Linked DNA regions of Mus musculus: all the other regions are linked to region 5. Evidence: chromatin loops called from intact Hi-C (ENCODE). Cell type or tissue: heart. All regions are shown on one strand. Region 1 overlaps Ammecr1 (Alport syndrome, mental retardation, midface hypoplasia and elliptocytosis chromosomal region gene 1). Region 2 has its middle 53 kb from the start of Rtl9. Region 3 overlaps Ammecr1 (Alport syndrome, mental retardation, midface hypoplasia and elliptocytosis chromosomal region gene 1). Region 4 has its middle 48 kb from the start of Rtl9. Region 5 holds the start of Ammecr1 (Alport syndrome, mental retardation, midface hypoplasia and elliptocytosis chromosomal region gene 1). Region 6 overlaps Tmem164 (transmembrane protein 164). Region 7 overlaps Tmem164 (transmembrane protein 164).

Region 1 (4,000 bases), 95 kb before region 5:
CAACTCTTTCAAGGCTTGCACCACTGATGATATACACATGCACCCAGAAAGAAGCCTAGGGCTGTGTGACCAGAAATAAATGCTGCACAGGACAGTCCACAGATGTGACCCAGCGTCTGCATCTCTCAGATTTCTAGGTGGAAAAACTTGATGCTTCTTTTCTCTAAAAATACTACAAACCCACAGTGCTCTATACTGCCCTCTCAAACTCCTCCCATCACAGGAGATTCTACCTGACTCCAGCTCCCTTCCACAATGGTGACTTTTCCTAGTAAAAGCAAATTGAACGTAAGAGATGACAATATCTCAAACCTGGGTCCGCCTATTTCAAGTTTGTAATCTAGATTAATTCTGTTGTAAGATTTTGTGTTCTTACCCCCAAATTCAGTACTCCTGAAAGCATTGTTTAGACTACATATGCTCTAGATCCTCCATTTACATTCTCGGTCATATGGTTGGCTGCGTTTCTTTGCCCACCAGTTTAAGTAGAAATTCTGAAGTTCTGCAGCTATCTATCTGGTTAACAAACTGGCTAATTTACAAATTTCTAAAGTCTTTCTGAAATTTGGATATCCTCCCCCACCATTAGTAACTTTTAAGTTGTAAATTTTAACAACTAACTGTGACCATGAATATAAGAAGAGCTGCACATATGGAACTTCTCTTTAGAAGAATATAAAGAAGGAAAAGGTAGTGTGATTGTCCTGTAATTCCTAGTATGATTATCATGTAACTTAGTGACTTAGTAATTTAGTGATTAAAAACATTTTTCTCCTGAACTGAGTCAATAAGGTGTGCATATTAGGCTGCCTTTATCTATCACACACCGGGGTCTTCAAGCACTCTGAATACCTCTTGAGAAGTTTTGTAGAATATAAATCAAAAGAGATAGCTGATTACATATTCATCACTCGGGCATTAGTAATATTTTAATGTAGCTGAATATAAAAACCTGCCTTCATCATCTACCTCAGTTAATGGATTACTTTTTCTTGTTATGTAACAATAACTGCAAGTGTTCCCTTGAATAAAATATATATATGCTGCTCTGGTCTCAAATCTCTGTAAATTAGTCACTTTAGCTTAGCAATAAATTAGTTCAGTCTCTTAGGACCAGTTCTTAGCTTTTGTAGTAGTTTTGCTTCATGCAGGAAACTTAGACCTCTTATCTATAAGGAACATGAGCATGTCAATTTAGCCATAAAAGTTCACTAACAAAAATCAGATATAACATTTATTTTTACCTAGTAGCTTGCCACTAAAGTACCTGAACTAACAATAACCCCCATGAACTTGTGAATAATCAGTTAAGATTTGAAATAAAGCAGTATTAATGAAGTAGTACATTAAAAAGCTCTGAAGCCAAATATATTAATGTATCATTTGCAATAATAGAAAATGTTCTTACTCAAAAGTTTACAGTGAGCAAATGACAGCTCAGAGTGTAATTATGGGAAAAACACTTCATATAGACTAATTATAATACGCATTCAGAAAAATTGAACACACTGAAGCTTACCATGCAAAGTTCAGACAACATAGGTGGCATTTAATAAAAAGCCTGCTTATCATCAAATGTTATAGAAATGCGTTCCTACCATTTTTAAAAAAGAAATGACAAAGGAGATGAATTTAAATAGGAGGGAAGTCAAGTAATTTATATTTTTGAGCTTAGTTTACTCTTCAAATGCTGGGTGGAGAGGGCATCTCTGGTTAAACAAGTTTCTGTAGGGAATGTCTGCCTGATAAGCTAAGAAAAATCTTATCCAAGTTCTAAATGTACATTGAGTATGTGACTCAATACGAGTTAGCTTAGTTTACAAAAGAGATTTGATTCTGAACAGTTATAAGGGGCTGGGATTTATGAAAATAGATTAATCTTGAAATTATGAGGAAGGCAATAAAGAAAGTATACTGTGTCCTTCTGTAAAGCAAAATACCATTTATAAAAGGAATAATATCTCCCTACCGCAACTGTTGCACTTACATTTACATGTAAAATACTGACTTAAGGGAGGAAATGGTGCAGTAATGAAATAGAGGCTTTGATAGCTCTATTTCATTGTTACCAAAGAGAATTCTTTGTGAAAATGAAATGGAGAATGCATAATTTTAAAAAACTGGATTCTTTTGACAGTTTTTGGCCAACATTTACATTGACAATGGCCATTTCAAAAGTTAGGGAACTCTTTTTATGATTTCTAAATGGCTGATTCATTCTCTGCATATAAAATAAAACAGAAGCCATTTTTTAAAAGGGACTCTGACACAGAACTACACTCTGTCAAGAGACTTTAGTCCAACCCTTTCAACTTCCTAGTATAGAAACTGCGGACCAGAAAGGTCACAGAACCCAAGTCTCCTTTTCCTCAGAATGCAGCACTTTGAAAAAAATTAAATGCTGGGACACATGCAAAGTGCATATGAAAAAACTGTAACTGAACCTCCAGGGAAGGAGAAGGAAGACAGTCTAGATTCTAAGAGGAAAAAAAAAAATAACAGAAACACTTCCTCCACCAAACAATACAGACAGGAAGGCAGGAAACCTGAGAACAGACTCTGTTGTTCATTCACTAAGGATCCAAATGGATAATGCATATATTTATGGGATAAATCCACTTCTAAGAAGTTGCTTTACTGCTTGCTTCCCTGTTAGGCTTCTTGCTCCCTCCGAGGCCTTGATGATTCCTAACAAATCCTCTGCTGATGGCCAGGGAGTGCAAAGCATTCCCTCCCCAATGGCCCCTAGCACTCCATAGAGCACTCAGAGCAGGGCTTCAGGACAAGGACTGCATTTCCATAACCACAGTGGCATCTCCCACTCCATCTCAAGGTCCTTCTAAATATCAATGAGAGAAATTTCCTCATCTAGGTAGACTGTTTTATTTGTTGTTGTCTCGTGTTCACAAAGGCAGGAATTTAAGGCAGAAATAAAACAGAACATAATGTACATCATAGTTGACGAAAAATAAGCAAGGGGGGAAACAGACTGTATATATGCAACTAGAAGTCATTTTGCTTGGTGACTCTGTGAGTCATGCTAGCCATCTGTGTATGAATGGGGACTCTGTTTTTCAGTTGTACATTAAGAGGATCTAAAAAAAATGGAAACCTTTATGGGGGGAAGGAGAGTGAAAAGGAAAATATTAGCATTTAAAATATGGGGGGGGGGATAATGACAGTAGCCAATTTGTTCATCTCATCTGTTTATTCTCACGAAGGCTATTACAAAGCGCCCTATTATTAACTGCAGCCAGATACATCAGAAATGGAACTGTGATCGCTGGAGAGGTGTGCATTAGAGGTTCTTTTGAAAATGAAGTACAGCTCGCTGAGTAGCAGGAGTCCTCAAGGCTCACATACAATGACAGATGCTTTGTTACATTAGGTGGGGACAGCGAGAGACTAGAGACACAAGGTCTAGCTTTAATAGTCCAGGGACAGAGTTTAGAACCATGCAAGTATCCTGCTGGCCAGCTCCATTAAGCATGGGATGATTCTATCTATGTAAGTGTGGTATACTAAAAGTGACCCCCCCCCCAACACAACACACACAAAAAGCTGTCTTCAAAGTCAGATAAAGAAGAAAAAGTCTTCTAGTTCATGCAACTGTCATTAACTTATCTAAATATGATCTAAGCTTTTACTTTAGGATACATTAGAAAACATCTGTTCTTCATGCCTTGAAATGATCTTCCCTCTAAAGCTCAGAAGTAAAAGATGCTTGGTTATAAGTTAGAAACTATGTTGACTCCTGTCAGCTCTGTGGTACATTAGATCCCAACAAAATCATTGGTAGCACGCATGCCACAGCAGTGCTACAAACACAAATCTGATTCCTTGATAATAGCCTGAAAATGAGCAGCTGAGGTGACTGGACCTAGAGCAAGCCACCAAGCTCTGCTGATTGCCATTTGTCTTACATCCTTTCATAGTGGTTCAAGGAGAAACACAACTCCCAAACAGTGGAACTTGCAGGCTATGTGTCATTTTGGAAGGT
Region 2 (4,000 bases), 80 kb after region 5:
CGTGCCATGTTACCCTGCCCATAAGCCACCTCCCCACAGTGGGTGTGGTTCCACCTTCTCAGAGCTTCTCCTTCTCAATTCCTCTAAGCCCTTGGACCTGGACTCAATACTATATTGTTTTTGTTTTGTTTTGTTTTTGCCTGGCCTGGAACTCACTCTATAGACTAGTCCGGCCTCGAACTCACAGAGATCTGCCTGCCTCTGCCTCCTGAGTGCTAGGTTAGAAGGCGTGCGCCACCACCACACTGCACTACAGGAAGGCTTTGAGAGCACGGTTTAACTCAAGGGTTGCTGCTTCTTGTGAGAGGAATTGTGGGTAGTTTGCTTTTGGGGGAGGGTTGTTTGTTTATTTGTTTGTTTGAGATAGCTGTATAGCCCAGAATGGTATCTAATTGGAGATTCTCCTGCCTCAGCCTCCCAAGTGCTGGAAGTACAGGCTTGCGTTGTCATGCCCTGTTCAGCACATTGACTTTATGGCTAGAGTATAAATATTTTTGACCTTACAGACTATATACAGACTGGGGTAAAATAGTATTGCCATCACAGCATGAAAACAGACATAAATAGTCTATAAACTAAAAGACACTGTGACCGTGTTTTAACAAAACGTTATTTACAGAAGTTTGGCTTGGCTCATGGACCATAGTTTGCCTCTTGATCTGCTCATCATGCCTCCAGGTTTGTTTTTTTCTCCCCCCCCCCCCCTTGTAATCTAAGTTAGTTTAACACTCACACGGTAACCTTGGTAGCCTTATTCTTGTTGTGATTTTCCTAGCTCAGTGTCCCAAGTGCTGGGGTTATAGATGTACTCCATACCCTGCTTATGTGGATGATTTAACACCCTGGTAAGGGTAATGGTCTATCTGAGGACTATTCCCGAGCTATACCAAAGACGATCCTCTTAGAAGCACAAGCTGCTTGGCTCCTTAGATACCTCGCATGTTTACCATCTGATCGGTATGTGAGCCCAGCTTCTACAATTGATCTGTGGTGTGATTTGCTCCGAATTCCACAACTACAGTGCTCCTGTATATTCCTCCTTGTCAACTAGCTCTCATGAGCCCATTGTAGTGACCCATGCCCTGAGAGAGGCAGAGGCAAGAGGGTCACGCAGCTCCAAGGCCAATCTGGGACACGTCCTGTAACCCTATCTCAAAGCAACCAAAACAAATATATAAATAAAATCGATTTGATAAGAATTCTCAGCTCATTGAGCAGCTGTGGGAGAGGCTATGAAATAACACAGCTGCAAAACTGGAGTATAAAACGAACACGGAAAAGTTCACGATTCTCTCCAAGCCATTGTTACTCGCCATCTGCTTCCCCCTACTGACATCCACATTTCTCTCGCTCGATGCTGCTTCCCTCACTTCGTTTTTTCCCCCCACCAGCACATCCTTGCTTTAAGTCTCGTCTTCCTTCCCTTCCAGTACATCAGGCCCTTGGCATCTGTATATCCAGTCTTTCCAGGTCCATCCCCATTCCAGATAATCTGTCCAGATGTCTGACTTTAGAACCTGGTTTGTATTCTGAAAACAGGCTCCATTCCTCTGAGGACTGTTCCCATGGTTCATCTTACATCAAGAAGGCTAGAGATGACTTGGTGGCCCTCCATCTATAACCCAGAGGACACCAGAAAGACATCCAATCTACAAATATCTTTTTTTTTTAAGTTGTAAAGGATGCCAGGAACTCCATCATCACTATACAATTCATTTGAATTCGATTGCAAGGGGTGGTCTGGCAGGGGTGCCTCTGTAACGCAATGTTATTATTTATATCACACTGAAAATTCCTTTATCACAGCCTTTCCTGGCAGCGAGAAGGGAGGGAAAGGTTCCAGGGAGTTGGCTCCCCAAGGAAGAAGAAGGCAGTGCGATCAGGGGTGGGGTGCGGGGGTGTGGGAAATCAGCAGACTAAAGACCGTGTCCCCAGCTCAGTTTTGCCTAGGGTGGGCCCTTTGTGTTGCAACAGATGTGTGCTTTGGAATTACTGGGGCTGGGAAGGCAGGCCTCGGAGGGAGGAAGGGAGTGGTTCTAGACTGAGCTCATCCTCAAATGATGTGGGCTCAGATTCCTGGAGGGCGGAGCAGGAGACTGGGCCTAAGGGGAAAGAAGACGAGCTTTTGCATGAGGCTAAGGTTGAACAGATTGCTTCGGTTTGTTTAAGCTCAGAGATGGAGGAGATGGGGTGGGGGGTAGGTGGGAGAAGAAAATGATGCTTCATAGGAGTCTTCTTAGTAGAAGACCAACCCTATAGAAAGCGTCCTTTTTCTCAGAAAACAAACAACTTCCGAGGGTGTGGCTGAGTTGACTAGGTGTTTCCCCACCAGGGAAGTTGTCCCTTTGTGAAGCTGCCCAGCCAGTAGAGGGTAACTGGGTGTCCCCCAGTCCTGATAACCAGAAGGTGCTGACCCTCCATGTGGGGTTTTCAGCCTTTTTTTTTCTTATCACCTCATAGGCCCTGTCATCTTCTGGACGCTGTGTGAGAGAGGGGGACCAGGCTCTCTCGACCCTCAGCTTTTTGCAGAACACTAAAGGCCAGAGACATGAAGTCTCTCACAGAAACATAGTGATTCTATCCCATTGAGAAGTCCCACATGAAGGTGTTTATTCTGGAAAGTTCACAAATGTGTTCCTAGGAAATCTAGGACAAAATGTTTGAAATCATTTGACAACACAACCTACTAATTGGAGAGTTTGATTACAAAAGGGCTTATTCCTTTGAGACATGTGGGCAGGGATGGCATTCCTTTGTTTGACACAGACAGACAGACACACATACAAGTGTGTGTGTGTGTGTGCGCGCGCGCGCGAGTGTGCACTTGCATATACACACATGTGTATGCGCACATGTACAGACAAAGACAGAGACACACATACACACACATGAGAGACAGAGAAAGAGATAGAGAGACAGACACAGCGAAAGAGACAGACAGATACACATAGAGAGACAGAGAGAGACAGAGCACACTCTGGGTTGCAGAGGCAGCAGAGCTGGTGTACATTAGAGGCATTTAGAGGGACATACTCTACCCACATACTGCAGCTGTCCAGCATTCCCAGGCCCGTATCTGTGATTCCAAACTTAAAAGGGTCCTGAACAAATGAGAGCCTTTATAAGTTGATGACAAACTCATTTGGCAGCCGCACTTGAGCTGGTATGAGACTCCGGATGCTCTTTGTTAATCCCACCCTGGGTGAACACTTCTGTATTTTTGCTCGAGAAATACCTAGGTATTTGATGCCTGGGTTACTTCAGACTCTACTAGAGAAGGTACATACTATATGCTGTACCACACAGTCTCCTTGGAACAAGCGCACGCATTTTGAGTTCTTTCAGTTATAGCACACATACCCCTTTCTTCTGATGATGATCAGGTCTGTGGCTCTCTCCCATTTACCCTGGGAGGTCCACCACAGCCTGGCGTATATAGTCGAATGACGAATGAAGCCAGGCTGTCGGGGCTCACATCTTTAATCACAGCGCTTTTCAGTTGCACTTTGTCTGGCCTAAGAAGCATTGCCTTTAAAAAATACACTTAGGGGGTAAGCCCATAAGGCCATGAATGACTTTCTCCTGAGCATGCTGACTGGCAGTAGGAAGGGAAAAGAGCACTGTCTGATTGTAAGACACTATTAATTCCAGAAAGCTGAAAGCAATAGGTAACACTTGCAATGGGATCCTGAATGAAACAACCACAACAACAAAACCAAAAAGAACCCACCATCACCATCACCAAAGCCCACCACACCATATTATAGGTAATTCGAGCACATCAGCCTGTTATTTTTATCTCAGGAGAACCAGCCCTATGTATACACATCAGTCCCTCACCCACTCTCACGTAGCCCTTAAAGGCCACTTCTGATGACTTAGTTCTTATTAACTGCAGGTGTGAGCCTTAGTCCATCAGGGTTGCTGCAAAACCACTGGATTAAGTGAAACTCCTCACTAATTAGGCCTCTTAGACTTCCTGTAAGTCATGCTTGCTTGC
Region 3 (4,000 bases), 84 kb before region 5:
AAGGTAAATACTAGTAAAGACTAGTCATTAAGGTAATTAAGGTAATTCTGTTGAGCTGGAAAGATGGCTCAGTAGCCTAGAGGACAAGGAAAACACCTAAATCAAATAAGCAAACCTTTAAAATAAAAAAGGTAATGCTGTCTTTAACTTTGTGAGGGACTAAGAGTTCCCACAAAGACCTGCATAACTGTGTATTCCCATCTCCGACATATGGAGGTCCCTGATTTTAACATCCTCACCAAGACTGTGCTCATCTACTGCTTTGTTTGTTGTTTTCTCTAAGAACTCTGGGCCTGCTTTGCTTGTTTGTTGATCTCTTTGGGATCCCTTAGAGCCCTGCTAGGCTTTCACTGCCACTGTATTTCTCCAGGAATTTGCATTGAGAGCCATTGATGTTTCTTTGCTCACAAGTTTAATGAAAAGTTACTTGGAGATGGGTGAAAAAAAATGTGACTGCTAACATTTCCGTTTGAATTTTTAATATAATCAGATGGTTCCCACCATGGGAATCACCATTTTGTATAATAACTCTGGGTCTGTTTTAAGAACATAAACTTTTTGCATCCAGATCTTTTTTTTTTTTTCACTAAAAGAATACATGGGATGAAGTCATTACATAGCTATTTTCTCAATACTTTGTAGTGTGTGTTATTTCCTAAACTGACCAACAAAAGAGTAATTCAAGGCCAGTAAAATTCAACCTATTTCAAATGGATTAGTATTTTCAAGTACCTAAACTGGAACAAGTTGTTCTCATGCTGTGGGCGCTTGCTGCTCAGTCACTCTAGAGCTGAAGAGAAAAGCTCTAGAACAAGAGTGAGGTGAGAACGGATAGAAGATGACATGGTACGTCACTGTCCTAGGGCTCAAGCACAGTGCTGCAAAGCTCCGACATGAGAAGTAAAGGGATGTTAGGCACGGGGGGGGGGGGGGACCATCTGATTGTATCAAAAATTCAAACGGAAATGTTAGTAGTCACGTTGTTTCCCAACTCCAAGTAACTTTTCATTAAACTTGTGAGCAAAGAAACATCAATGGCTCTCAATGCAAATTCCGAGCTGCCAAGCTGCCAAGCTGGTGTGGATAGCTTACACACGAGAGAATTCAGCTTCCCTCAGCCAGGCTCCTTTCAGAATACTCTGTACACACTGTTAAAGCTAGGGCTTTGGAGAAGATGCTGCATTCTAAAGTTGGGCAATGACTTAGCTGAGATGATCCAGCTAAGCCAAAGACGGAGGTAAGTCTCTAACCCAGATTTTTAGGCTCAAGTCCAAAAATTCCCTTTACTAACCACACGTTAGTCTTCACCTTTGAATAGATTATACATTTTAACTGGAACACAAAACAATTGTCTTACTTGGCAATTCTGATCTGAAACCTGTACTGTCTCTGCCTAAAAAAATATAAACAATCAATTCAGTTGCATTCATTAGTAGCCAAATGGCAAATATTCCTAGACTTCTTGGCCACTGGAATTCCACAAAAATAAATGATGAATAGTGTCCACTGAAAACATTTTTTTGTTTTTGTTTTTCCAGACAGGGTTTCTCTGTGTAGCCCTGGCTGTCCTGGAACTCACTCTGTAGACCAGGCTGGCCTTGAACTCAGAAATCTGCCTGCCTCTGCCTCCCAAGTGCTGGGATTAAAGGCGTGCGCCACCACGCCTGGCTCACTAAAAACATTTTATACCCAACAAGTATCTGCCAACTTAAATTGGAGGGCGCTTAAGAATTCAACAGGAGGATTTCCTAGTAAACTGATAATGAAATTCTCTTTGAAATGATAGGAAGCCATTCTCTAATGTTTAAATAGTCCTAGGGAAAATAACCAAATGTTTATGAACAAAATCAGCTGGTTGCCCCATTAACCATATGATGGTGATGAATTTAAAACACAATTTAGTTCAAACACCAAATTTGAATGTATTCAGTTGGACCTGGCACCTTGCCACGGTCACATTTCACCTAAGTGAGAAGCAGTGTTAATGTCTGTCAGTTAGAAGCTAATGTTAAGCAGCACTTCAACGAAAAAGTTAAGAAAATGGGACTTTAGCTATCAAGGAATCAAGAGGTTTGTGAGGGTGTTTGCTAAAAACGAAATAAAGCACTGCTGAAAAGGGCACAACATTAGATATTGCAAGGCTCATCCTAAATAACATTCTTACTTACAACAGGAATGACTGGGACGCACCTGGCAAGGCAGCCATTCGCTTCCTGAAACAGAGTCAGTTGGCTAATAACTTAAGCAGTCGGAAGTTACCAAAGTGACAGGGGCTTCCTATTACTGACAGTCATATTGCAGCACAAGTTATTAAACCCGCAACTAAGCACTGCTATTGGGTAAAAGAGAAGCAAGTGAAGTGTGTATGAACTAGCTTTTTCCATTTCTTTCTGAGAGGTTTAGACCATTAGGAAATTCCTTGTTTTGCCATTCCCAGGCAGCACTAGGACCCTGAGAACAGAATGCATATGCAACACCTTTGCACCTCAGAAACGTAGAGAACTAGAATCCTAAACCCCCATCTGAAAATTTACACAGAGCTTCTCTTCCTCACTGAGTAGTGTGTTTTAGTTTTTCAAAACCAAGAAACAATGGGACACAAACCAAAATGCAAACATGGAAGTAATGCTCAAACCTAAGCACACTGCCAACAAGCGAGATGAAAGTGACCTTGACTGCCTATGCAGGGAAAGGACATTTCCAACTCTATGCCATATGTCTACTGTTGCCTGGCCACAGTTCTTTCTTTCCTTAACAGTTTTACAGATAACTTACTGGCTGTTTAACAGACGTTTCTATTGGTGAACTCTGATGCCCATTTTAGTGTTATATGATAATGGGCAATTCATGAGGAATGGAGAAAAGAACACAGGTCTGGGATCCAAAGAGGGCTGAAAGGAGGGAAAAGAAAAGAAATGAGGAAATGGGTGGGAGAGTACACACGGAGGACACCGAGAAAAGTCTCCAGTAGAGACCTACATGCAAAGGTACAAACAAGGAACCTCCTAGGAACTTCTGTACCAGTTGCTAGGTATTGTTTGGCTCCTGTGAAATTCATTTAGCCTTCAAGAGTGCTATCACCCAATTGGTCTTTTATTGGGGTTCTTGGATTCTTAAAACACCTACATATATTTAAATTATAATCTCAAAAAATAAAAGAGGAAATACTGTTGTAAAAGCCTATGTTCTTTGAGACAGTCATAGCCGTCCATCAGAAATCTCCTCCTGGGGCAAGAGTATCATCAGAATCTGTCTCTGTATGCTGCAAACTAGAGGAACTGGCTGCAAATTTGATTTAGTCGAGCAAGATGAAGAGTGCCAAATGTATGCTACCTAAAGAAGCAGATGGCTAAATGTGCACATGGCAAATATACCTCATTTCTTCCTGTGCAACGTCCACATAACACATTCTCTGTAGAGTTGCTGCTGGATTACTCTACTCTGCTTTTGGAAACAAACAACATGAAATCGTGTTTTAAATTTTGCTTCTTTTTTTTTCTGATGAAAGTCTTTAAACTACATCCTACCAGAGCAAATGATAATTTATTTTTCACTGCATGAGTCAGGTTCATCTTTAAGACTCAGTATGAGTTTGAGTCATCCATTACTACACACAGTAAGAACAGTACTCTCATCACATTGGGAAGGAAAGACTGTGTGGGTTTGGAAAACAGACTATGATATGGCCACGAACAATTTCCATTTTGGCAAAACTGAAAACGAGATTATTTCTGATTTCAAGTGGCTGCAATCTAATAATGAGCTGACGCAGACTAGAATCTTCCATGGAGCTCTCCCTCATCTAAATGAGGGCACTATGGTTTCACTTTAGTTGTAAGCTCTCCGTTGCTGTTGTTGTTTTGGTTCTTGTTTGGTTTTGGTTTTGAAACGGGGTCTCACTATGTAGCCCCAGCTAGCCTGGAACTATGTAGATAGGGCTATTTAGCTAGGCCTATGTAGATAATGCTGGCTTTGAATTTTAAAGGTCCATGTGCCTCTG
Region 4 (4,000 bases), 85 kb after region 5:
GAGTAACCGTAGGACATCTCTTTTAACCACCATGACAGTCCTTTAAAGAAGGGGTCATTACTGTCTTCTGTGTTCACAGGGGGGAACTGGTTCAGAGAGGGTGGGCATCCCGACCCATGCTAAGCAGCTAGGAAATGTAAGTGATCCTCCTAATGTCAAAAAATAACCTGGTCCTGGAATCACGCTGTGTAAGTCCTTGAGAAGTCAGTCACCATAATAAACCTGACTGTGTTTTTCCTCTTACCAAATAGCAGAACATCTGGCCTGCTTGACTTTATGAGATTGTAAATACAGCAACTAAAAGCATGAGCTGAACAACTTTCCATTGCTTTGGATTGAGTTTTTTTTTTCTACTGCTTTGAACTGAGATTTTTTTTCCCCCTCCTTCCTCCTGTCCCATCCACTGGACAGTGAGTTCTTCATGGGAAGGCTGTCGTCAATGTTGTACTCTTCTGCTTTCTACATCCCTCAGAGTGTCAGGTACATAGTACATGCTCAATAAATATCGACTGACTGATGAATGTGTGGCCGTCCTGGTCAATTGTTTCTGGGTTTTTTTTTCAAGACCCTTTCTTGATGCCAAGCAGGCAGGTTAGGACCTTAAAGGTGTCTGTTGCCTCAATCTAGTTGCTGTACTGAGGATGACTTTTTAATATTGTGTCCGCACGGGAGCCGACCACTTTCTTCGGCACCTGGATGATTGATGGTGTTTTCCCCTTTCTTACAAAAGCTCTGGCACTGCACAGACACCGCTTGTGGTGATTAACAACGCAGCCAACCTCAGTCCTCTCTGCAGACATGTCTTGAATTCTATAGAGAAGGAGGGGTTTCGTTTAAGGATAGTTCCTAGTTAACTGTACGCCTCCAGCCTGCTTGATGGCTACATCTCAGAATTGCTTTATGGAACGAAACAGGATTGTTTGTTTGTTTGTTTCTTTGTTTAAGTCTTGATGGCTGGGTGAAGAGCTTACCAATCCAGCATTTCTGATTGTGTGGTATTTTAAACCAGGGTGTGGATGCATCTTGGTCAGTGTCATTAAAAACTTCAGTCTCGGTCTAGACATCATATGAAAATGTACAAGGCGGGGCAGGCAGGTCAAGTCTGCCAGATTTTAGCACATACCATTTGCTTCCCAGAATCAGAACAACTGTGAGGGGTGGTGGTGGGGCGTGTGTTGGAGATTGTCTATACACTGTATGAAGCATTTTATATCATTATTTTCCAAATTAGCAAATGAAACTCTCTAAGCAGCATCAGATAGACCCAGAACTACAACACCTCCCCCATCCGATTCTCAGGCAAATATTCTTGTTTTGTTTGCTCTCTCTGTCTCTCTGTCTCTCTGTCTCTCTGTCTCTCTCTCTCTCTCTCTCTCTCTCTCTCTCACACACACACACACACACACACACACACACACACACACTCACACACACACACAGGCTTCACTCTGTAGCCCTGGCTGTCCTGGAACTCACTCTGGTCTCAAACTCAGAGATACCTCTGATGCCTCTGCCTCTCTAGTGCTAGGATTAAAGGTGTGAGCCACCATTTTCTTTCTGGCAGGCAAATACTCTTGACTATAATGCCCTGCAAGGAGCTGGGCCGCTTTCTCAGTTAAGGGGTTTTGTGATGTGGAGCTGGTAGAAGAAACAGCCAAGAGTGGATTACACTCTGTTTTGGTATTTTCAGAAGGGGATTGACTGTTATTTCAGATCCTAGCTACAGAAGTGAGGCACAAGTTCAAACCTTGTGGCTGCATTTGTTCTACTGATTCTCAACAGGTTGGGAGTCTGGAGGCAGTGGTGGTACAGGTGGTCAAAGGTTCAAGTGGAAAGTGAAGGGCACCTCTTGGCACTGGGCCGGATAATAGCTATAGAGGCTGACTTCAATAGGGTGTTTCAGAGACTAGCAACCAGAGTGCAACCCAGAAGGCTGTGATGGAAGGAGCAACCATTGGAAGTGCTGGAGCTTAGGAATCTCATTAGATACAAGGATAAACAAGGACTGAACTCCAGACAGAGGAGGATAGGGTGGGAGCCTGGCCAGAACCAGGTAAAGGCCCTATCCTCCCAGAAGTGAACTGCTACACTGGCTCTCAACTGAGACAATACTGCCCCCTAGAGGGATCTTTGGAAACTACATGAGGGTATTTAATGTCTCAGAAATGACCAAAAAATAGTCAACATCTCACATGGGTTTTGAGTAGATTTCCACTGATGTGAAAATCCAATTTATAATCATGTTACCTCAACTGCTTTTTTTTACAGAACCACAAAGGGTTTTTGTGTTAGTGCAAAGATTATGAAGAGATGGAATAAGGGACTGTTTGCCCCAGGTTGACCTTGAGTCATCCGTTTTCAGACAACGGTCCTGTCAACAGTTGTGCTGTTTGGCAATGAGAGCTATCAATACAACATACCTCTACTCATTTGTGTTTGCAGCCACATCCACCGGGATTTAATGTAAAAGCACACACTTCTGTCCTTGTCATTCAGTCTTTCTATGTGGGATTGATTGTGCAAGCATTTATATGCCAAACACAGTATTTTCTTATGGGTTGCTTTCATTTCCTCTTTCTGTGGATCCTCATTTGTGTCTTTGAACTTGAGGGTAGAGTATAACAGCTATATATTTAATTTGGGGACAGAGATGGAATGAAACAAATTTACATGAGGGTTTGGGTTTTTATTTGTGTGTGTGTGTGTGTGTGTGAGTGGGGTGGGGTAGCGATGCCAGTAAGGGTCAGAACTACTTGTTGGCTTTCTGGGGCTGGGATTGTGGCTGCTCTGCTTTGGCTTGGCCTAGTTAACCGAGGACTGGGCTGGAGGAGATGCATGGTAAATAGTGGGCAAAAGGATGAGGACTAACTAGCGTGGCCTCAAGCACGGGTCTAGACCATCATCATGGTGGGAACATCCAGACATATCCTGAGATGTGGATCATAGAGCCAGGCAGGATTCTGGACATCAGAAGAAAGATCCTAATGCAGATGTTTCCTCGTTGCTAGACTATCCTGATGCCAAAGCTCAGTGGATCGTACAGTCCCGTTATCTCAAGCTGTACTGGGGTCAAGAGACTGAGCTCAAATGGTGCCAGTGGTGGATAGAGGGATAGTTATGCTGACAGGCCGCTAGCAGGCCTCGGAGGCCTCAGACACTGATGACTTGGCTAAAGGTACTTCCCTGTTCAGCTAAATCCCTTTCCATTGTTTCATTTAGGCCACGGTTGAGGAGACTCCAGGGACAGGGGCATCAAGTTCTGTCTTTTCAATGTGTCAACTTTCTATGACCCTAGTAGGTCCTCAGCTCAGTTTGGTCCTCCAAAAGAGCCAGTCCTTCCAGCTCCCATTGTCATTCCTGCTGTTTCACAGCCTTGACCTTCCTCATCAGTCACCCTTTTTGGAATGAGATCATAGCATTGACTCTGAACTCCCTCTGTCCCTCCCATTTTCCTTCTTTCCTTCTTTCCTTCTTTCTTTCCTTCTTTCCTTCTTTCCTTCTTTCCTTCCTTCCTTCCTTCCTTCCTTCCTTCCTTCCTTCCTTCCTTCCCTCCCTCCCTCCCTCCCTCCCTCCCTCCTTCTTTTTTTCTCTTCTTTTCTTCCTCTTCCCTCCATGTCTCTTCATCTTTGGGCTTAGGGTGAAAGATCAGGGTCTTGGGTATGCTAGACAAATACTCTACTCATGAGCTGCATCTCCAGTCCATCCTTCAGGTCTCTTTCTATGATCGCTGTGGCACTTCAATAAGACACCATTAAGCGGGATGAAGGACCTTCAGGTTCTGGGTAGAAGCTGCTGCCCACTCTGCCTGCAGTTGGAGGATTGAAGAGATGATCAAAGTCGCTCTACCTTACTATAAGCAATAAATTGACTTCAGCGACTGGGAGAGAAGCAGCAACATATCAGCTGGGGATGGTGGAGCAAATACTTACTGACATGTCTGGCTGTGTTTTTACATGGAAAGCTGAGTGAAATGATGGAGGCGCTCAGACACCTCTTTTGT
Region 5 (4,000 bases):
GAGATTTAGGATTTAAGCTCCTAGAATTCACATTAGGAACTTTCCAAACGCCCCTCATTCACTCCACAGTGTCCACCTGGGCACCTTCTCGTCCATTCCTCATGAAACCTAAAGAAATGTCCGGAGCACAGCGGAGTCCGACAAAATTAAAGGCATTTTAAAGAATGAAAGCAAAGAAAACAAACAATACAAACGCACAATTTCCAGGACACTTTATTGCAATTTCCACTTTACATATTAATTTAATATTTTAGTAGCGTCAGACTACTATAATTATCCAGCAGTAGTAGTTCGTTCTTCTAATCTCACAAAATGAGAGGCAGCAAGTTAAAATGAACATCAATTCATGTCTTTACGCTGTGGGAAACAAGGAGCTCTTGGGCAGAAGGGATGGGGTTGATGGTTTTCAGTATGAGTGTGCTTAATTTTTTTTTTCTGTATTTTTCTTGTGGATGCCAGTAGTCATAATAAAAACAATCGTCCCTTTTCCCATTCTGCCTTCCTTTGTACTTTACATTCTGTCTAGCATTTAACTCAGAAAGTCAGTTTACACTCAGTTTACACATTTTAAAAGAAAAACCATATGCCCCATCTCCCACACATCCAAATGGACAGAGATTAGAAGTAACCTGGCTTTTAGCCTGTAACAGTGCTATTTTAAACAATTTCAACCATATACTTGAAGGATAAAATAATGTAAAGTTACAAAAGCCAAAGGAAATCGTAAAAATGCCTACACATGTACTGGGTTAACTATTCCTCGAATCATTGAGTTTAACATAGGTTGCTTAAATGTGAAATCTACACAAAAGCGAACGCACGCTTGGTACATATTGACAGTGCCTCTTTGGGGACAACATTCTTTGAATGTGCTATACCAAGACACTGGAATGAAGAAGGAAGAGGGAAAAAAAAAAAAGGTCTCACTCTCAACTGTGAGGTGGTGCGCTAGCTTCACTAGAAATGCATTTTAATGGGTACGTTCAGATAAAAATAGGTAGTAAGGCAAAAGGTGTTTTAAGAAACCTCTCCCCTCCCCGAGGAACAGGGAAACCCGGAGGAAAAGATGGGCAACCTCCCTGGAGATCGAGAGCTAAGTTCCATCACTAGCAGAATAGAAGTTAGATCACTGCTATTTTTCACCCTGCAATGGGATAGTAGCTCTCCATGTGCAAGGTACGCGGGGCGGGAATACTGGCGGGGCTTTCACGTGGGGCAATGGCGAGTAAAGTGAGGAGAGGTCGGTACCGACAGTGATCCAGATCGCCCCAGACGCTGGTGGGGTGGAGGGTGAGGGGTAGAAAGGATCGAAGGGAAGGGGCAAAACTCCTGGAAGTTAGCGCAAAGAGGAAGCGGGAGCAGTCTGGAAGCCAGGGGGGCCATGGCTGGCAAAGCAGCCCCCTGCTCCGAGGGTAGGGTGCTCTCCTCGTGGAGCAGAGGAGCGCCGAGGGCCCCCCACGGGTCGGGCGACTCTGGGGACCCTAGAGGCAGGAGGGACAGAGGGGCACCCGCGAACAGGAGGCGGAGGACTTACACTTTGCCTCAACTCTGAGCCCCATCCCGAGCCCGGGGGAAGAGGGCGACGGGGAGCGCGGTACTCACTAGGGCTCGTTGGTGAAGCGGGGGGTCCGGGGCTGCTGGTATCCGTACAGGTGACAGTAGAGCACATCGAAGCAGAAGCAGCACATCTCCGCTGACACCACCATCTTCCGGGAGCCGGGGGATGAGGACGAGGAGGACGGCGAGGAGGCGGTGGCGGCGGCCGGAGTAGAAAGTAGGGTTCCCACTCCGCAGCTCAGAGGTGGAGACAGCGAGATGCCCCCGCCGCCGCTGCCGCTGCCGCCGCCGCCGCCGCCGCCGCCGCCGCCGCCGCAGCCCTGAGGGGGAGAGAGGGGACAGCCACCGCCGCCGCCGCTGCCGCCGCCGCCGCTCAGCCCGCCCAGTCCGTTGAGCCGCGTCCCGGCGCCTCCTAGTCCCAGCTCCCCGGCTCGGCACTGGCTCTCCCCGCTGCAGTGAGAGGAGGAGGAGGCGCCACCACCACCACCCGAGCCGGAGGGGGGCGAACTGGACAGTTTCTGCTTCTTCACCCCACAGCAACCCGCCGCCATCTTGGAACAGTCTCCCCCACGCAGCGCTTCCGACCCATAAGTGAGGCGAGCTGGCGGCGGGGGCGAGCACGCTGCGGCCCCGGCCGCCGGGGGCGCGCCGGGGGCTCGCGGTCTGCGCGCACACGCGGCTCGGCGGCCCGGGCTGCCCAGCCCCGCCAAGGCTCTCGGGCGTGCTCGCGCCCCCGCCTGCGGCGCGCGCCACGAGCTTTGGTGGCTTGGCGCCTACGGTGGGTCCCGCCCGACTCGCGCCTCCTGGGAGCCGGGTTCCTGGCGGAGGATGGAAGGCGGAAAAGCGAAGGGAAAGGCAAAAAAAAAAAAAAAAAAGAAAAAAGAGAGAGAGAGAGAACAAGACTTGGAGGAGTGGGAGGAAGAAGAGGAGATGGGCGAGCTCCAAGAAGAAGCAGGGGGACAGAAACTAGTGAAAGGGGGAAAGAAAGGAGAAAGTCTGAAATAAGCATCCAAGTTCCAAAGCGCACCTTGGTGATACCCCATTGCATGTAGTGTTAGTGACACTCGAGCCCAGTTAGGTGGAACCTGAGCCACCCGGCCTCAAATACACTGGTTCTGAACTGTTAAGAGTGTGAGCAAGCAGGTGCTCCTTGGAGCTCCACACCTGAGACAGCCACTGTAAAAGCCATCCGGGAAATGGCCACACGACAGTGTCTTTAACGCTAACCTAGCCAGACACCACAGTTTTTCTGAGATTTTGCTAAAAAAATGCAAAACTTTAATCTTTCTAATTGACAAATATTAAAGTCCAATTCAATGTGTATATCTTGTATATCCCTCCATCTTCTCCTCGTAGTCCAGAGAGACCATTAAAAAGCAAGAATACATATATAAATACGTGCCTCACAAACACCCCACAGAATCAAAGATGTTCCTTGTGTTTTCAGACTTACAGCCATGGGCTTTTCGGGTTTGGAACTCGAAAACAAAGAGATTCGAAAACAAAGAGATTCGAAATATAAGTGCAATGTCCAGACCTTGGAGATAAATATATAAGTCAGGTAGTGTCACTTTAGTTGCAAGTTAGAAGATTTTGTTCAGATGTATAATGAGACAATTCTTAATTCTCAGTTTTAAGAAATTGTCTCAAAACTCTTTGAATGAATGGGGAGGTGTATGATTGAGTCAGTCCTGTTTTGGGCACTTAAGAAGGGGCTGTAAAATGACAATAGCCAGCTGTAAAAATTCATTTAAAAATAAACCAAGTAGAAAATAACTGATCTCCATTGTGTCTACATGGTGTCAAAATACCCCCCCCCCCAAAGTCAGGAGTCTGTCTGTCTGCAAACAGTAGAGGGTGGATTTTGGCACCTTTGATCTAAGTGTGTGGGACCTTACAAACAGGTGAGAGCATTTTTATTAAACTCAAGCTGTAGAAAAGAGAGGCTTGTTCGCATACTAACTAACCATTGAGCCTCTGTTTACACCCTAGTGCACTTCTGGTAAAATCAGAGACATGTGCAAAAAAATATGTATGTTTCCCACTCTTATATTTATAAATTAAGTCAGACCTGTGGATCTGGTCAGAAAAATTGCAGCTATTTACTAAGCACTTTTTAGGTGGCAGTATTATACCTATCTTACACAATCATTCTAGAAAGTACTATATCATCTCACTTGATCTTCCCGGGAAGAATGTGAAATTCCTCAGTTAAAACGTTAAGTAGCTTGTCCCAACGTTACACATGTAGAAAGGGACCGAATCATGATTTAAATGCAAGCATATCCCATTCTTAAACCTGTGTCACAGAGCTGGAGGTTTAGATGGTCAATGGTAGAGTGCTTGCCTGACAAATGCTACACTAGTGCTCAGTCACAGTATATAATACAAAATTAGTTAGAAAAAAAAGTGACATTATACTCTAGTCAAGTAGTACCAAGAA
Region 6 (4,000 bases), 140 kb before region 5:
TAAGCCACTTAAGGAGAGGGGGGATTTGCTGGAAACATCTCATTTAGGACTGAGTGTTCTAAAGTCGCTCATTCTTCTCACATTGTCCAGCTGTGGGTCTCTGTATTCGTTCCCATCTGCTGCAGGTGGAGGCTTCTCTGATGATGGCTGAGCAAGGCACTGACCTCTGAGTATAGCAGAATATCTCTGGGAATCCTCTTATTGCTATATTCCTTTAGCAGAACAGTAAACACCTGTTTTGTTTTGTTTTTTTGCATATGGGTTTGTAAGGCCATCTTACCAACTGAGCTATCTCAGAACTCTTTCAAAAATGATTTTTATTTTGTATACATGATATTATTTTATTATTTTTGTGTATATAGGTGTTTTGCATGCCAAGTACCTGTGGAGTCCAGAAGAGGGCATTGGATCCTCTGTTACTAGAATTACAGGCAGATGGGTACTGGAAACCTGGGTCCCCTGGAAGAGCAGCCAGAGAATGGAAGGTGGTTCTAGCTATAGCAGGTCCTGTCTTCCTCCCTGTCCTGGCAGAGGCACTGAGAAGGCACTGAGTAGAGAGAAGGTATACAGGTCTGTTTGTCCAAAGGCTGTCTGTACTGATATGCGCATGATAGAGGCGCATGCTGTGCACTGGGTAGTTAGATGGCCTGTTTTCAAGTTTTGTTTCTATTCCATGGCAGTTGTGTGAGCAGTCAAGTTCCTTAACTTCTCTGTACTCCCCAGGGCCAGATGCTCCTCTTGCCTGGCTCTCCAGCTCCTGTTGAACTTGCTGCTTGGGCTCTCTGCTTTGCCCATCTCAGAGGCTAGTTTCCTGTGGACAGGCCGTGCAATCTGGGAGCACTTCAAAGGAATATGGCCCGCATCAAATTCCTTCTTCCGTTGCAGGGTTGTAACGATGCAGTACGTGCATCGTCGTGTAGAGCGTTTTCAATAGTGCCTGGTGCATAGGCAGTGGTGGGTTAGTTGTTCGGTATTATGGGGATGGCTTCTGCTTGCCAGTGTACAAAGGCCCTGCCTACTCACCCAATACAGTTGAGTGTCCATGGTTTCTTCCGCTCCCACCGTTAGCATGGGATGCCTTGGGAATTACCGACTGTAGTTCTGTAAGGAGACGGATGAAAAGTCCCTTCTGTCCACTAGGCCAAACTTAAGGGCTGGTGCCAGAGGCTAAGGTCAAAAGAGTCCAAGCTGGGCTGAACAGAAGGGAGGTCTGGAGAGAGCAGAGGAACAAGTAGGTATTGTGAGTGTGTGTGTGTGTGTGTGTACGTGTGTGTGTGTGTGTGTGTACGTGTGTGTGTGTGTGTGTGTGTGTGTGTGCATTAAGGGCAACAAGGGAGTTGGTAGTTTATAAGGAGGTCTAGGAGCCCATACACTATAAGGATGAGGACATGAAAGCTGAACCCTTTGGAGGTTGTGGTCAGATTTTCCTCTCGGAGGTGGAGCCCGTAAGTGTGATGACAGATGGCAGGCTGTGAGAAACAAGGTCCAGCAGACCTGTGGAGGGTCAAGATGCCACAAAGTGAGGGCTCTGGAAGAGGCACCCACGCGGATGTTGAAATCCCCCCCCTGAATGCTGTTAGGAAAGAAGACAGTGTCAAAAGGAGGGCTGCTATCTAGGGTGAAGTTCATGGTGACCCTGAGGAGAGCAGTGGTGACGTGCGACCTGCAAGAGTGGGATCTTGAAAGGCACAGACACCCTGTTGCCCCTGCCAAGCACTAGGTGTCTGCTCTGTTAACTATGTCTGTGACTTGGTTGCCACTGGCCAACACAGTCTGCTGCCTGTTACATCAAAACAGCTGCAGACCCCTCCATATACTGCCAGTGCTCATCAGCGCTTTGAAATTAGGGTGATTTGTCAGATTTGCTGATAAACCTTACAGCATGCATGCATTTATAAAGAAACATACCTAGGTTACAAAACAATAGAGATAATTTGATAATTTCTTTTAACTTTGATACCTTTTATAATTCTTCGTTCTTTACTCTATGTTTTTCAAACATAAATGTAGAAAATAAGAGGTGTCTTTTTCTAAATATCCCCCTGGTTGCTGGCCCCTCTTTGCCTGGTCTCCAGGCTGCAGGAAATCTCTCTTGTGTACACTAGAGGGCGCTCTAGCTTCAGAATTATCAGACAGGGTCTTTCTGTTCTTTTCAGGTGTTAACAATTCAGCAGCCCTTGGGTCCATTTCTGGAGACTGGGGTTTAAGAACCCTGGTGTCCTGTGATCTGGAAAAGCTACTTCCCCATTGGCTTCCAGTTTCCAGTTTCGTTATCAACCTGAGAATTGAGGCACAGCCCCTCTGCTGGGTGGTTTCAGGACCCAATAGAACCAAAGCTCTTTGTTTGCCTTGACATTGACCCTAAGGTCCTTCACCTCAGTGGCCCATCCTGGCTGGCAAAGGTTAAGGTTCTGGGAAAGGTCTTAGCATTAGGATTGAGTTGGCGGTGAATTGGAGTGGGGAGCCAAATGGAGGGATGTAAATTGTGACCAAGGGCTGAGACTTACACAGTAGAGCAGATAGGAGAGTCTCCGAAGGCCATTGGCTTTTCCCTACTAAGAAGGATGCCACTGGGGTTTTGTGGGAAAAGCTTAAGTCACGGGTTTTCTGCCATAGTTTTATCACCTTGCAGGTTCCCACCTGGCTAAATTATTTGTTCCTTTACTGGTGATTTTCTCCACTAGAGCTTCAGGCTCCAGGGTTCTCCCTACGTCAGTGGACCTCCAGTCTTGTCACAAACCCCACATTTTACATCACCCTAAGGTGCTTGTTACTTAAGTAGGAATTGTGGGATCCACCCCTACCTCCAGGGTTTGAGTCCCAGGAAGCAGGTCCTAAGAACCTGCCTGCATTTCGTACAGCTTCCTCCGGGACAGTGTAGCTCGGATATCAGCAGCATCACCTGAACCAGGGAACCTGCTAACAATGCGGGTCCTCCGATTCCAGATTGGAGGCCACTTCTCAGACCGACTGAATTCAAAACTGTAGGCTGGTGTCCAGAAAACTGTGTTGTAATCAGCCATGCAAGGAGTCCTGTGCTGTGGAAGATTGAATCTCCACCCTCAGAATGGCTGAGACAGAATGAACATTAAGCCTCAAATGATCCAGGAGTTGGCCTCCCCTTGCTCACAGCTCACTCACCAGGGACTCAGTTTGTGCGCAGTGCCTAACAGGGCTTTATAGTGGTGTGTTAGGTTTAAGTAGCACTTCGTTCGGTTCAGCGTCTCTGAGACAGAGATCGAAAGTCAGTCAGGGGCTCCTGAGTCTTCACAGCCCCAACTTCCATTTAGCCGGTAATGAAAACCTGCCAGTTTTACCTCCCGATCCCTTCTGATCCGTCTGTACTAGACTCTCTGAGTTCAGATTAGATCACCCCTGCTCCAGCTCTTGTTGTAGCTTCCTCCACGGTCTCCCTACTTCTGCCTTCCCTTTCAGTTTACAAACTTGCTGATCAAAGGGTACTCTGAGCCTCAGAAGTCAGAGGGAGCTGTCGAGAAATGCAGAGGCTCTGACCTACTCTCCCCAGACCACCCGAATCACTCAGCCTCCATTTTAATTCAGTCCCAGCATGATCTGTGATTCTCCAGACCATATATAAAGTAGGATGCTGTATTGTTGAACTGGCCCCCACCCCTACTCTGTCTCTATCCCACAAGTCTAATGAAGAGGTAGACTATATGAAGTACTTCAGTTCGGCACGCTGGCTTGCACATGCCATTCTTTCAACAGATATTTTTGAAATCCCCACTTGCTGTCTGGCCGTGTAGTAGCTGCCGAGACCGAAACACAAAGAGCAAACCCAGTCAGTATCCTCGCTTTCATGGACAGCACATCCATGTGGGAGGAGATGGACAGGAAAGAAATAGAGAAATGCTACATAGGGTACTTAAATGTTAAGTGTGATGCAAGAGGCGATCTTACAAAGGAAAAGTATGTGATGCTGCCGCCTGGGCACGGAGGGCTGCTCTTTTGAATGCAATGGCCTCATTTAAAGGAAAGG
Region 7 (4,000 bases), 140 kb before region 5:
ATTGTATAGAGGATAAAGGCCAAGTTCTCTGGCCGGGATAACAAGGCTCTTCCTTTATGAGGTCCTGTTTTCTTGTCTCTCTAGCTACTGAGGTATGACACATGAGACCTCTTACATTCTTGTGCTCCCCTGGAACAAGGAACTGCACGTAATTGCCCACAGATCGCATGCCTCGGACATCTGTATACCTTTTCTCAGGCTCTGCCTTCGGCCTAGAATGTTCCTTCTGTCAAGTCCTACCCCAGGTGCTTCCTGTTGTTTAAATCTCCTGATCTCTGACCCTGTCCAGTTTGCTTCCCTTCCTCGGGGTACCCAGTCCTGACCATGATCCCTTCACCATGTCAGGCTCCTCCACGTGTCAGTTGCCATTTGTCAACTGCCGCAGATTGTCAAGGACAGGAGCTAGCCCAGATTGTTTCTCTACTTTTTGCCATTGAGTCCAATGTGCATCATAGATATTGCCTGAGTCGGTAGCCAGAGTAAGTCAGTGAGATGAAGGAAGCAGCAAGATGGGATAATAGCAGGCTACCCAACCCAGCGTTTGAGTACTTGGTGGTGTCCTCTGTGAGAGTGGAGGAGGAGGGAAAGATCCTTTGGGGGGCCCTCTGGGGGGTCTTCGCTACTGCTGGAGCAATTGCCTAGGTTCCCAGTACTCTACGGCTTCCTTCTGGCAGAAATGAATTTTACAGAAACTCTTATTTTGTTTTTTCCCCTACCTTTACTCATGATGTGCTTCTAGCCTCCTGGGACAGAAGATGCTAGCAGAAAAATGTCACACACTTTCTTAGAGATGGAAAAAAAAAAAAGAGGTTTATGATGTGTTGAATTTTCCCAAAAGTGATTTGGTTTCTGCTTTCCTTTTGACAAAAACTGGTTTTTCACTAGGATTATCCCAAGGGCCACATCCAGGTATCCCGCAAAGAGAATTATGTGGGTTTGTGTACAGTTTGCATATATCCCTATGGGCAGGGTTATCAGGGCTTTTTTTTTTTTTTTTTTTTTTTTACTGTTTTTCTTTTTTGAGGAAGTGGAATATTGGATTATATTTGCCACAGGCAGTCTCCTTTCACAGAGGAGGTGTCCATTTCCCCAGAATACCCTCATCTTCCTGTCTGTGATCCTCGGGATGATAGTAGGTCCATGCTAGGCCAGCTGCTGGATCTGTTTTCTATAATGACTTATTCCCTGTCTCAGCCCTTAGAAGTGGATGTTTGCTTCTTGTTCCTACACAGGAACACAACTTTGAAGGAAGTCTGATTTGCTCAGGGTCATTCCTGTGGGGAACATGAGGCTGTCTGACCTCTCCCCCGCCCCAACCTCCAGGCCTTTGTTTTTTAAGATACTACATTGTATTTTCTTTCATGTCCTTACTGTTTGATGTTCTGCCTTTTATATTTGTTGTTATTCGCCCAGGACTGGTTTGGTTTCTTCATGCATGGACAATCTGATTGCCACTTGAATGGCAGGGGACGTTTACACAACATGGAGGCAATGTAGTTTATTTAACCTATCTCCGTAGTTGGCTTATTTCCTGTTTCTCAACATTATAGAGAAAACAAGTGGCCATATCTTTTGTGCAGATAAGGGTGCTTTGTGGGTTGGGTTTTATAGGAATTCAAAGATAGTCTTCAGGGTACTACTAACATTGAACCAACGTTCTATTTTACGTTTCCTTGGCAACTCTGTGCCACCGCTTGGCCGAGTAGTGAGCATTGCTCGGGTGTCCACTCTGCATCCAGGGATGAGGTGAAGGGGAGCATTAGGGAAAGCTCCTCCCCCTGGCAACAGTCAGTCTGGTTGGCACAGATGATGCAGGTTAGAAGCGAGAGCGCCAGCATGGGGCTCTGTGAAGGGTCAGTGAGAACACTGAGAAACATGTCCCCGATAAGATCCCAATGTTCCTTTCCCACCACAACACTGGGAGAAGCACAGGGAAGGAACCGCCATCCTCTTTCCCAAGGTCTATGGCTCCTGACCTTGCTCCTGGCCAAGGACACACACACACACACACACACACACACACACACACACACACAAGTTCATTCCTGCACTGCCATTTTGGTATCTGAGGCATGCCACTGGTGGGCAGAAGTCAAAGGGAATGAAAAGACAGCTGAGAAAGTGATGGATGGAGGCTTTGCAGTGGAATGTCTGAAAGCCTGGGCCCCTGTCAGCCTTGCAGGTCTCTTCATCCTCCGTGTGTCCTCAGAAACTGGGGCGACAGCATGGTGTCCAGGTCACACCCCCTTATCAGACAGACCAGTGTTCACACTCCCAGTATACTGCTCAGTGCATTGTTACCAACCAAGTGCTGTGTTGGCTGTTGTTGGAAAGACATAGAAGGTCCTTGGCTTTGTGGAACATTGGGTCCCAAAGGCGTGTCCAACCCATGGGCCAAATGTGGCCAACGATAGCTATAAATATGTCCTGATACAAAATCACAGAGCGCAGCTCCTTCAGCCTGTCCACAATGAACTTTCCGGGATCCCCCTGGCTTTTGTCACTTATTTCCTTCGCCCTCTTCCCCTTTCTTGCTTACGCTCCTTGGTTTCTTGCTTTTGGTCTTCTTACTCTCTCACTGTGCACATGTGTTTCCATGAGTTCATTTTCTTCTATGTGCTGATGTCACCCACCCTTGTATATTCAACTCATCGTCTTCATGGAGTTTGTGGCTCGTGTCATAAAAATAACTAGCAGCTCTTAAATCCCTGGTACCGTACCACACCTTTATTACGTCATCTGACTAACAGCACTGTGAATGAGGTGGTGCCTTTTCCATTATACAGACGAATAAAACAGAGTTGAAGAGATACTGAGATTTGCCTAAAGCTCTGAAATCCATAAGTGCTAGAACCAGGATTTGACTACCTCCACGTTCTAGGCTCCAGGTGCCCCCAGTGTCACCCATCATGTTCTGGGTGGTCACTACAGGAATGTCCCCATGTGGCTATTTCGCAGACTCGGGTTTTCAACATATATAAATAAGATGGACTTCATCATTCCCTTGTCCTTGCTCCTCTCTACTGTTGCCTCTCCTTTGCATAGTAATAAATGACATTCCCCAGTCCAGTGATGGACAAGCAATTAGCATACCCCTGAGTTGCTGCCATCCTCCTTCTCCCTCAGCTTCACCCTCCTCTCTTCATTTTCTACCTTGATGCTTTTGACCTCCAGAAAGCACCGTGTTCTCTAGGTTCCTGGAGCAGGCAGGCCACTTGCCAGCACCCAGCCTTCCGTCTCTCTGCCTCAGACTCCCTGCAGCTTTCTGTGGCTCTGTCAGAGTACAGAGATGACTTCCCAGGGTCTGAAATCCATCTGGAATACATGGCTTTGTTTAGGAGAAGTCATTCAGTAATTGAGAAATGGCCCAAGCACTGGATAAAACCATTTGTAAGGGCTCTAGACTTAAGGATGGTAGGAAGAGGACACTGATGTGCACTGAGCCATCCTGTTATACCATACCTTGGGGACACGGCTAATCAGTGGTAGAGTCAAAATTTGAACCCAAATTCATTTGACTTCAACATCAACATTTTCAGCTACCCTGTCAGACTATTTAGAAATACAAGGAAATAAATATAGACAAGAAGACAGTTGCCAATACAGGTATAGAGAACTAATTCAAACATTAATTTTAAAAATGAATCCTGGGGCACGGAGAAAATGGCCCAGGAATTAGTGAGGATTCTACTCTGGTGGCTGAGTGCTAGGGACGCTTTCGTCCTTTGCTTCTATCTTCTTTCCAGTTTTGAAAAATTCTAAATCACATCTCATAATCATGAATTACTTTTAGACTAAAACAGAAACCCCTCTAATGGTACAACATCAGCTGGCAGAAACAGGTTGGGGGGGGGCTCTCATGGTTCCTGGCTAAGCACCAGGACCCTTGGGAGATGCTGTTGTTGATAAGTGAGAGACACCAAGCCTGCTGCAGCTGTGGCTGTGACCTCAGCACCTGCACCCCTTGTGAAAAGAGGAGAAGTGGGTCACTATTCCTCTC

Evidence for each region. Peaks named below come from ENCODE experiments on the same cell type or tissue, not always from the same donor. Only the 100,000 strongest peaks of a DNase experiment are listed, where the experiment ranks them.
Region 1: a loop joins it to region 5, with 2.3 times the contacts of the local background. A loop is called at or near these places in 2 of 42 quality-filtered maps.
Region 2: it touches region 5 in a loop (2.4-fold over the local background); 11 of 42 quality-filtered maps call a loop at or near these places.
Region 3: a loop joins it to region 5, with 2.5 times the contacts of the local background. A loop is called at or near these places in 4 of 42 quality-filtered maps.
Region 4: it touches region 5 in a loop (8-fold over the local background); 9 of 42 quality-filtered maps call a loop at or near these places.
Region 6: it touches region 5 in a loop (4-fold over the local background); 15 of 42 quality-filtered maps call a loop at or near these places.
Region 7: a loop joins it to region 5, with 4 times the contacts of the local background. A loop is called at or near these places in 16 of 42 quality-filtered maps.

Annotation. Positions count from the first base shown.
Region 1 is chrX:142,870,068-142,874,067 of GRCm38, forward strand. The region is part of intron 3 of Ammecr1 (Alport syndrome, mental retardation, midface hypoplasia and elliptocytosis chromosomal region gene 1); the gene reads right to left. Among named protein-coding and RNA genes, the nearest start is that of Ammecr1, 95 kb to the right of the region's middle. In heart, no CTCF peak of the experiment used is centred here; no DNase peak of the experiment used is centred here.
Region 2 is chrX:143,044,526-143,048,525 of GRCm38, forward strand. No RefSeq gene overlaps it. Among named protein-coding and RNA genes, the nearest start is that of Rtl9, 53 kb to the right of the region's middle. In heart, no CTCF peak of the experiment used is centred here; a DNase peak (open chromatin) is centred at 1,956.
Region 3 is chrX:142,880,184-142,884,183 of GRCm38, forward strand. The region is part of intron 2 of Ammecr1 (Alport syndrome, mental retardation, midface hypoplasia and elliptocytosis chromosomal region gene 1); the gene reads right to left. Among named protein-coding and RNA genes, the nearest start is that of Ammecr1, 85 kb to the right of the region's middle. In heart, no CTCF peak of the experiment used is centred here; no DNase peak of the experiment used is centred here.
Region 4 is chrX:143,049,583-143,053,582 of GRCm38, forward strand. No RefSeq gene overlaps it. Among named protein-coding and RNA genes, the nearest start is that of Rtl9, 48 kb to the right of the region's middle. In heart, a CTCF peak has its summit at 2,124 (motif pointing left); no DNase peak of the experiment used is centred here.
Region 5 is chrX:142,964,606-142,968,605 of GRCm38, forward strand. Ammecr1 (Alport syndrome, mental retardation, midface hypoplasia and elliptocytosis chromosomal region gene 1) reads right to left here and starts at 2,121. Exons shown (of 6, transcript NM_019496.4): 1 at 1,603-2,121. The coding sequence starts at 2,108. In heart, no CTCF peak of the experiment used is centred here; a DNase peak (open chromatin) is centred at 2,176; H3K4me3 peaks cover 2,805 bases; H3K27ac peaks cover 1,825 bases; H3K27me3 peaks cover 653 bases.
Region 6 is chrX:142,819,887-142,823,886 of GRCm38, forward strand. All of the region lies in intron 5 of Tmem164 (transmembrane protein 164), which reads left to right. Among named protein-coding and RNA genes, the nearest start is that of Mir652, 83 kb to the left of the region's middle. In heart, a CTCF peak has its summit at 2,096 (motif pointing right); no DNase peak of the experiment used is centred here; H3K27ac peaks cover 602 bases.
Region 7 is chrX:142,828,474-142,832,473 of GRCm38, forward strand. The region is part of intron 5 of Tmem164 (transmembrane protein 164); the gene reads left to right. Among named protein-coding and RNA genes, the nearest start is that of Mir652, 91 kb to the left of the region's middle. In heart, no CTCF peak of the experiment used is centred here; DNase peaks (open chromatin) are centred at 1,798 and 2,308.